2 separate regions of the Mus musculus genome follow, and region 2 is linked to region 1. Evidence: chromatin contacts called from ENCODE Hi-C or POLR2A ChIA-PET data. All regions are on one chromosome and are shown on one strand. The core of a region is the stretch at or near the end of the contact, and the rest is flanking DNA. Distances in the headings are between cores, read along the strand shown.

The links. A loop is a pair of places that touch in the nucleus more often than their neighbours do. ChIA-PET counts read pairs that join two places held with the same protein, here RNA polymerase II (POLR2A).
Region 2: a loop to region 1 is called in a map of heart, with 2.3 times the contacts of the local background. The contact joins the promoter of Mcee here to the enhancer-like site in region 1. A Hi-C loop is called at or near these places in 1 of 37 maps with a recorded cell type or tissue (heart). POLR2A ChIA-PET finds 5 or more read pairs at or near these places in 1 of 5 experiments (embryonic stem cell).

The regions. Positions count from the first base shown.
Region 1 is chr7:63,856,555-63,861,673 of GRCm38, forward strand. No RefSeq gene overlaps it. Among named protein-coding and RNA genes, the nearest start is that of Gm39023, 6.5 kb to the left of the region's middle. Within about 2 kb of position 2,102, at least 1 of the 3 ENCODE cell types and tissues checked has a DNase peak (open chromatin) inside an H3K27ac peak, as active enhancers do; it is heart, where a contact is called at or near this core.
Region 2 is chr7:64,390,201-64,394,959 of GRCm38, forward strand. Mcee (methylmalonyl CoA epimerase) reads left to right here and starts at 2,422. Exons shown (of 3, transcript NM_028626.2): 1 at 2,422-2,643. The coding sequence starts at 2,598. It overlaps Mphosph10 (M-phase phosphoprotein 10 (U3 small nucleolar ribonucleoprotein)), which reads right to left and starts at 2,036. Exons shown (of 11, transcript NM_026483.2): 1 at 1,906-2,036. The coding sequence starts at 1,994.

The DNA.
Region 1 (5,119 bases), core at 852-3,351:
AGGGCCTGTGAGAGCATAAGGCAGGGAGATGTGAAGCCCAGTGTGACAGGCTCTCAGCCCCTCCTCGTGGTCCCTGTGGACACAAAGCCCCTGAGTTACAGAACCTGCCTCCCAGTGGCTAGTGCTCCTGTGCCCCTCCAAGGACAGCATTCTGGTGCTTCTACCCACCCAGTGTGAGCCAGCTCTGACTCAGGGCACACCCAGCGCTGGAAGGCAGCACAGGTTCCAGCGCCCCCGGACCTCCTCTAGGAATGAAAGAAACAGGCCTGGGCCTGGAGCAGTGGGTGTCAAGGTATCACCGGGCCCCTGCGTGGGCCTGATGGCTGTGGGAATCTGAGGGGATTATGCGGTGGTTTGGCAATGTTGAAAGGCAGACTCCACGCCCACTAAATCCTTTGGAGCAGAGGAGCCCTTGTTTTCAGGTGAGTTCAGTTCCGAAGGGGGTGGACACACACACACACAGCCTAGCTGGGGCTTCTTATAGTTGCATCTGTTCCTGATCGCCTGAGGTGACTAGTGGCACTCTCTAAAGAAAAACAGGGTGAGGACCTCCATAGCCAGGGTTGACTACCCAGGCAAGGATGAGCTGTTGGTGCCATCTTCAATGAAAAGCCACCTGGTGACATCACCAGTCCTTGGAGTAGATCAAAGGGAACCATATGGATGGCACCCAGCTGCCAGGGCTGCCAGCTCTTCCAGCCCAGGAATGCCTGGGGCTGCCTGGATAGGAAAACTGGAAATGGTACCTGCCTGCCCACCGCCTCTTATTTGTAAGCCACAGGCAGCCTTAGCCTCCTACTTAGACTCTCCAGGGCCAATGGTCCTGTTCTAACACCAACACACACTCTTCGCAGGCTGTGGTTGTGGTGCTGCGGCTCAAAAACCAAGGTGTTTAGAGAGATCTAGAAGCGACAAAGGCCCCAAAGCCCTGGAACAAGGTACTGTAAATGAGCATGGATGAACACTGAGGGACAGACCCACAGACAGAGCATCTCCCAGATACCCACCACTCCTTTCACAGTACCAAAAGGTCAACAGCTGGCTAGGTTTGGCTGCCTCTTCCACCATGCCTTCAAACAGCAGACAGTTCATATGGTCTATTACATCTCCTGCACAGCCCCGTCCCTTGGCTTAGTGGGTTCCCCTGATGTGATGGCGGGCCCCTGAGGACTCTCAGGGCCATAGGCAGGTGGGAAAATAGAGAGCGTGCAAAGCAGCAGCAATTACAGGCTCCACCCTGAGATGGGGCACTTTGTGGTGGGAACCTGTCCAGGCAAAGGACTTATCCGAGAGATCAGGCAAATTACTGGGTAGCCATCAGAGTGGAGCCTAGGCACAGACGTGTGTGCAACAGACACCTCATTAGTCTAATTATGGGCTCCCGGGCCCACTGGTACTACGCAGATGGAGGAAAACTTGAGGTCAGCCAAGAGAACAGCACCAAGGTGATGCTTTCCTCAGAAGGCTAGTTTGCCCTAGCTCCTCAGGCTGAGGTCCACCCCAGAAAGATGGGAGAAATGGAGGGGATGAGACCTCGTCACTTTAGAAGTCGACAGACTCCACACCTGCTCATGTGCTCTGCGTCCTTCTACTCCATCTGCAACCCTCATCCGTCGGCATTCAGGATTGCCAGGAGATGCTGGCCACTAGATACGGTCCATAAAAAAATGGTGATAGGACTGGAGAGATGCCAATTAAGGGCACTGATTGCTTCCAGAGAACATTAGTCGTATCCCAGAAAAGATGGCTCAAAACCGTCTGTCACTCCGGTTCGGAAAGATCAAGTACCCTTAGTTGGCAACAGACACGCTTGCGGGCAAAACACCCATACACGGAGAATATTTTAATTTTAAAAATTAAAACGGTGTCAAAGGTGCACAAAGGTCAGCCTTGTACTGCACATACGTTAGCTCCTCTAGAGTTATAAACAAATGCATTTATTTCATAAATGAGAGAAGAGTGCCTGACGATGTTAAGTGATTTGTTAGTAGCTCTTGGAGCTAGAAAATCAAGACTTTGCCCTAAACTAGCAGCAGGCCCAGGAACCACCCACCACCGAAGAGCTGGTGGGAAGTGGCTCCGGGAAACAGCTCGCTCCTCCCTCAAGAGATGACGTCACGGGGCCCCGCCCGTTTTAAAGCCGCTGAGTCCCTTTGGTTGTTGTAGGGAGAAGGGTTGGGTTCCTCTGCTTCTGAGATCCGGTACCCATCTCCTACGCTCTCGGGCTAAGAAGGGCACAGCACGCCTCTGTAGGCTTGAACACCTGTCCCTAACTGCTTTCGGGCTCGGTACACTACCTGCCACAACCATACAGCAAGACCACAGGGGCCGTCTACCGCACGTGTGGGGACCGGGAGGAACCCCTGGGTCACTCTGCCCTCCACGTGAGGTCCAAAGTCTCTAACAGAAACCCCTCCACTGTACCTGCCTCCCCTCCCCTCCTGACATTCCTAAATCGGCTTGAAGAGGCTGACTGTGACCCGGTGTACTTCCTTTCCTAGCAATCACCTCACCCTGCCCTCTCCTGGCCCGGCACTCTCCAGGACAGGGACATCTGGACAGGACTAAGGACCCAGCTCCACTTCCAGGAAGGCCCATTAGACTGTAACAAGGCCAAAGGGGTGTCCAGGACAAAGAGCCTTGTCAGAGGCCCATAGGCACTCTGGGTACTTAAAACAAAACAGACAAACAAAAACAAACAAACAAACAAACAAAAACAGTTCTGAGGTTGTTTTTTGTTTTGTTGTTGGTTTTTTTTTTTTTTTTTAGGAGGAGGCATGTCAAGGTCACCCCACCCCAAACTACACCCAACAGGCTCAACTGGCCTTGCCCACGCTCCTTTCTTTCTTCCTGAAAGAAAGGGAAAAGGCATAGAGTTAGTTTATAACATTAAGTGTCAGAAGCAGCACCCAGCACCCAGGAAACACTGTAGCTCCTTCCTGGGTTTGTAAAATCAGAATGTGTGTTCAGCAAGCTGCCCAAAGGATGCTGATGCAGCCATGTATGGGACCCCCTGGCTCCTGAATTCCATCTCCATCCCCGAGGCCTGTCTTCTTTTCCTCCTGAGCCCTGCAACCCAAGGGCTTCTCCCACCAAGAACTGCTACAATGGTTCCCAGTAACTCTTTTGCCTGTACACACCAGCTAACCTTGAATGTCCTGTCTAAATGTTCCCCTCCAGAGTATAGGGTCTTAGGTATGCAGGAATACAGGCTCAGACCCCTTCTAAAGCGGGCTCACAATCAGGCTGTGTCTCAGATTAGTCTCCCTGCCTCCATTCCTTAACGTTCAAAGGTGGCAGAAGCTCTGAGATGAAGCAGACCAGGAGACTGCCACCCTGGCCCACCAGACCCAGAATGCCAGGCAGCTTCTATAGTGCAGACCCAGATCTGCCTTCACAAGCCACTGCCTGGGAGCCATGACCTTCTTTCCAGTTTCACCTTTAATACCTATGTGGGCAGGACCCCCAGGCCCGCTCCCACCAGCATGCTTCAGTGTGAACCAAGCCATCGAGGTGCCCGCTTTCCTGAAGTCCCTGACCCTCTCTGTGTCCAGTGTCCCCTGATAGATCTCCCCTTTGCTTCTGAAACCCACAGACCTTGGTCCTTTCCCTCTGCTTCCCCTTCCCTTCCCCTGAGCCCTCTATTGGGCTCCTGTATCTTTGTGCCTCCTCCCTTGGAATAATACTTACTGTCCCTGAGTCACCCTGAGGGCTACTTACTCTATTTTTGCCACTATAACAAAATAACTGAAACTGGATAGATGATAAATAATTGGGGGGGGGGGGGTGCTGGAAAGATGGCTCATCCATTAAAAGCACTGGCTGCTTGCTTTTCCAAAGGTCCGGAGTTCAATTCCCAGGAACCACATAATGGCTTACAACCATCTGTAATGGGATCTGATGCCCTCTTCTGGTGTGTCTGAAGACAGCGACAGTGTACTCATAAATAAAATAAATAAATATTTTAAAAAAATTGAGGGTTATCCACTGTATTAGTCAGGGTTCTCTAGAGTCACAGGACTTATGGAATGTTTCTCTATATTAAGGGAATTTATTGTGATAATTTATAGTCTATAGTCCAACTAACCCAACAATAATCAGTTGGGAAGTTGCTCAAGCCCATGAAGCTAGTTGTTTCAGCTGGTCTTCTGTAGAAGTATATTCCACCAGATGTGCTGTCAAGTAAACGCAAGCAAAGAAGAGTGAGTCTTCCAAAGTCCTTATGTAGGTCTCCTGTAGAAGGTGTGGCCCAGAGTAAAGGTGTGTACTACCACGCCTGGATCTGGCACTTGCTTTGTCCCAGGCTCACCTTGAACTCAGAGATCTCCTTGCCTCAGTATCCTGGGCCTAAGCTTTTCATGGCCACTGTGCCTCACTCAGGATGTCCATGCCAAGATCCAGATCAGAAGCTTGTATCTTGTAGCCTCAAGATCTGGATCACAGGTGAGCCCTCCAATTCTGGATTATAGTTCATTCCAGATATCATATAATTTGACAACCAGGAATAGCCATTACATCCACCTTTCAGTTCTCAAGGCTAGAAAGTACCGGAGCATGGCGTTAGCATTTGGTGAAGGCTAGCTTGCTGCACCATCGCATGGTAGGGCATCCTCATGAGAGAAGAGCGACTAGCTTGGTTCTCTCTTCCTCTCTTTGTAAGGCCACTAATGGGGGCCACACCCTCATGACTTCATCTCGCCCTCGTTACCTTCCAGAGAGCCCACCTCCAAACAACCCTGGCAGGAATTTTTCCACCTGATCTGTCCTGGAGACAGCCCTTTGGACCATGGCAAGGACTGATCCCACACTCGCTGACAATGCACCTTCTTTACCTACCCTCCCAGCCATGGCCACGGGTCTAGGCTGAGGTTTCATGAGTCATGGGCCCCAGCTTTCCTTCTGATAAGCTGTGTTATCCAGGTAAGTTAGTGAGCCTAGGTATTCTCACTAGAGGCCAGTGATTCCCACACGACCCGTGTGTTCCATGAGTGTGTCCTGATCACCTACAAAGGTAGCAGAAAACTTCCACATGGGAGGCAGTAGGGTACACAGATGTAAGAGGAAACTCTCGCCGCGAGAAGATAAATGCATGGCAGCCAACTAGGCATTTAGGGCACAG
Region 2 (4,759 bases), core at 1,172-3,671, 530 kb after region 1:
AAGACATATCGTATTTGCAAATTAAAATGTAAATGAAGCATCAATTTTAAGTACAGACTCTAGTTCCCAACAGTACCCTGCTGATGAGCCAGACCGTAAAAACTAAAAACCTGACTTTGCTGTATATACTGAAGCTTACGCATCTACTTGCCTGGAGATACCCAGGAAGTCAGCCTTAAATCCTCAAATCTGCATCATACATACTCCTCACCTATTAGTCGTTTGGCAAGTGATTCCCACCTGGCTTTAAGCTTGAGAAAAATTATCTAAGGATATGATATCTGAAATGGGATTGAGACCTACAGGTAAAATAGAGTATCCTGTACAGATGTGGAAACACATAACTCTGGTTTTCAGACAATGTGAAGAACAGAAAGACCAAGACAGCTGTAGTGTGACTGAGGAGGCAGAGTGTACGGCTGAGGTTATAGAAGCTGGGGGGGGGGGGGTGGCAAGACAGAAACCACGCAGAGTTCTAAGACAGGAACACTTTAAGCGTAATGAGAACAGAGTTGCAGGCTGAAGTTTGAAATGATAATTTACAATGTGGAAACAAAAAGCACGATAGAGTTGAGTTGTTAGAAAGCTGATGAAGCATCGCAAAGGATTTTTATGTTGGAGACGCAGTCAGTATGACAACTAGGAATCAGTGTCTAAATATAGCGTAGGCAGGATGCTAAAGGGGATAGAGAAAATAGGACAGAGAAAAATGAAAGCATCAAGGAAGCAGACTAGCTGAATCTAAATAAATGAAATGATAGAACTGCCTTTTCGTGGGGCCGTAAACGTAATGGAAACAGGGAAATGACTTCAGGGGAGAGAAGAGTACAGGAGGGGGTAAGGAGCTCTATTTTGGACACAATGAGTCTGTGATACTGTTGCTAAGATTTTCATTATAAGTCAGAGTCATACGCAAACTTTATATGCCCCAGTACAGGGGAATGCCAGGGCCAAAAAATGGGGAATGGGTGGGTAGGGAAGTAGTGGGGAGGGTATGGGGGACTTTTGGGATAGCATTCTAAATGTAACTGAGGAAAATACGTAATAATAAAAAATATTTAAAAAATAATAAGTCAGAGTCATAATTTTACAGAACTTAATCAAAGTGCTGGGAAGAAAGAAGTCTCTCCTATTTTTTTTAAATTTATTTTTCTTTCCTACAAAGCATCCCAATTGCAGCCTCTTCTCCCTCCTCACCTCCTCCAGATCCACAGTACTCCTCCGTTTCTCTTCAGAAAAAGTAGGCTTCCAGAGATATCAACCAAACACAACCCCTCATTTCAAGGCAATCCGGCAGGGGTACAAGAGCTCCAAGAGCCTACTGCCACTGCTACAAGTTCCACAAAAATCCCAAGCTTAACAATCACAATATATATGCAGAGGACCCAGCGCTAACCAGCGCAGGCTCCTTGATAGCCAGTAAAGTCTCTGTGGGCCCCTCCCTGAGCCCTGGTTAGTGGATTCTGTGGGCCATGTTCTTGTGGTGTCCTGGGACCCCTATGGCTCCTACAGTCACCCCTCCTCCCTCTTCTGCGGGCTTCTCCGAGCTTCGTCTACTGTCTGGCTGTGGGTCTCCACCACAAGTCATGAAAATGCATTGACAAGCAACAAGTACGTACTTTCAGTGTGTATTTTGGGGACAAATTCAGAAAGCATATTCCGCCCTCAATGAGCCTCTCTGGACGCGAATAACTGGGCTTAGTGCAATAGCCCACAACTAGGAAATCTGCACCGAGCCGCTTTTACTTTTAGCATTTTGACAGGCCAACGGAGCAAAAACTGTCTGAAGTTGGGGCTAAGCGACCTGTACTTTCCCTTCCTGGCTTTCAGAAGTTGCCATATGCTGGCCCGCCCAGCACCGGTGAGATGCGCGCTGCTCTCTCCCAGACCTGGATCTGTACTTACGTGAGGAAACACTCCGGTCGGTTGGTGGCTTTCCTGATTTCCCTCAGACACCGTTCCAGAGTCTGTCGACGAAACACGCGAGGCGCCATAGCTACACACTACGGCACCACGCGAGTGCTGCGAGCCGGCCGGCCGGCCGGAAGCAGTACGCCAAACACACGCCTTATGCAACCTGAAGCTCAGAGCCTAAAGTTCCGCCACACACAGGTTCCGGCCTATAGCCGCAAACACTTCTATTGGGCATGCGTAGGGGTGGGGCAGACCACCGAAAAGAGCCATTGGTCATCTCAAGCGCCTTGGCACTTTCTCCAAATGTTTTGTATTTCTAAGACCACAGTGGTGTCGCGTGATTGCTTTCTGCTTTTGCATTCGATACAATAAGTATTTTAATGTAACGAAAAAGAAGGTCGCTTCACGCCGCACCCGCCACTCCCCCGCTCGTCCCGCCGTCAGTCAAGCTCCGCGTCTCGTGACCCCGCCCCAGGTCTCACGCCCCGCCCCTTGCTCGCCCAGCTCTCTTCAGCGGTCTAGCTCCCTGAAGGGTATTGGGCACCCCGGACTCGCGCCCCGTCCCTGCCCCGTTTCCACGCCCACTTCAGCTTTGACACGCCCCGGGCCTCAGTCCCCGCCCCCTGCCCACTCTCCCAGTTGTCTCTGCCCTAGGTCGCTGTGCAAGCCTGTAGCTTCTGGACATGAGGCGTGTAGTGAAGGCCGCCGCGTTGGCTGCGGGCGCTACAGGTGAATACGGGGCACCATCAGGGGCTCCGGGTGCGGGGCACGCTGGACGGGAGGCCGCGGGTGGCCAAGGCCTGGGTCTGAAGTGTTGGGCTCCCGGAGCTGCACTCTCTTAGCACGGGAGTTCCTTATTGTCCTCTGTGCACAGGGGTTGCCCTTGGCAAACGTGGACCAAACAGGTAATCTGCCTAGGAACACAGCAAGTCAGGACTTGCAGTAAATCTAGAGGGGACTTGAGTTATTTATTATATGTGTGCTCTAAGAGATAGGAGAAAAGAGCAAAGTGGCGAGTCCTGAAAGTGACTCCAAGCCTGTTTTACACACGTACCACACTAAATGTTTTCATCTGACATGAGCAGGAAAGGAACAAGCGGAAGGATTTGTAAGTTCCTTGAATTCTTTCGACCTCCATCTCTTTTATCGATAAGCAGAATCTTGGTGACAGATGCCCAACTTTCCCGCCTGTCTCACTTTCTCTTCCATTTTCTTCTTTCTTCATGATGGCAGTTACTACCCTCAGTCTGAGATTGTCTACCTGGAAGAAAATATACGGCAGTATGGTTCCAGAGTTACTCTGCTACAATTGTGACAAATCCATTAGCTAGCATGCTTAAAGGGTGTTAGGCGAATGAACTGGAAGGCCTGGAGAGTTCTGTCTGCTCACCTGTGGAAACTAGTCATCTTTCCAAGTCTGCTCTTAGGTTGAATTTGGTTTTTGTGGAACCCTCTAGCCTTTCCAGTCAATCACAAAATTCCTCGTCTGCATTAACAAACAAGTCTCCAAGGCAAAGTCATGGGCCACAAACACCCCACCCCCCCACCCCCCCACCCCCGCGCAAAAAAAATAAATAAATAAAGCTGGGCATGGTGGCGCACACCTTTAATCACAGAGGCAGTGGTAGGTGGATTTCTGAGTTCGAGGCCAGCCTGGTCTACAAAGTGAGTTCCAGGACAGCCAGGGCTATACAGAGAAACCCTGTCCAAAAACAAAAACAAAAACACCTTAGTACTGTGTGTATGTATATTGTAGCAAAAGCCAGAGCACAAAAGTGAAAATGATTTTCTGATTAACAGTTAATGCTGGAGTTTTGCTAATACTCCCTGTTGTATATATGCCGGGTCAAATATAAGCCACCTTCTTAGCTCACTCATCATACGTTGGGTTTTTTGTTTGTTTGTTTGTTTGTTTTTTTGTAAATATCTACTAAAGCAGAATCACTCCTCTCTTAGCAAGCTCTCTCTCAGAAATTAGGCATTACTCGTCAGACATACTAATGATACTAAAGACTGAGAATCTGGGCTGAGACTGTAGCTGAGATGCTGCAGTGCTTTCCTAGTGCACAAAGCCTGGGTTCAGCCTTCGTTCCCACATAAACCAGTGTGGCGGTGCATACCTGTAATCTCAGCACTTGGGAAATATGCATGGCTCCATCCTCCGGTAAACACCGAGCTTGAGGGCAACCCAAGATTCATGAAACTGCATCAAACTAAAATATGATTGTATTTTTCAATTGAGGGAAAAAGGGGTTTGCAAAGGACTCTGGGTATAATTTCATGAGAAGTACTTGTCAAGTTATATAAGGGCATAGGTTTGATTCCCAGCATGGAAGGAAAAGGAGTGAGTAGAACACATTAGTTTCTCGACATCAACTCTGATGTCTGACAAATCTGGACTCAAGCCTTTGCCATTTAAAGTGATGTTGCAAAGAACCTAATCTTGATAGGCCTAATTCCAGATTTCTAAAAATGGAGGCCATAATATCAACCTACAGAGTCCCAACAAAGATTAAATAGCTCAGGTATTCAGTGTGCCTATTTTATGGCAGTGCAAACTAAAAGGCAAGGCCATGCTACCCTCCCACCTCAGAGCTTGTGCTTTCCCAACCTAGTCCCAAACTACATTTTACGTTTGTGACTTCCCAAGAGTCGGAATACAAATATCTTTGAAAAGTTAGCTCGAGGCTGGGGGATGGCCCAGCCAGTAAAGCGCCTACAGGTGCGATGACCCAAAGTGTGATGACCTGAGTGCTGTTCCCCAGCACACGTGTAAAAGAAGTTAGCCATGATTGCACACATCAGACCGAGTTGTGGCCCTGGGGAAGGAGCACAGGCAGATCTC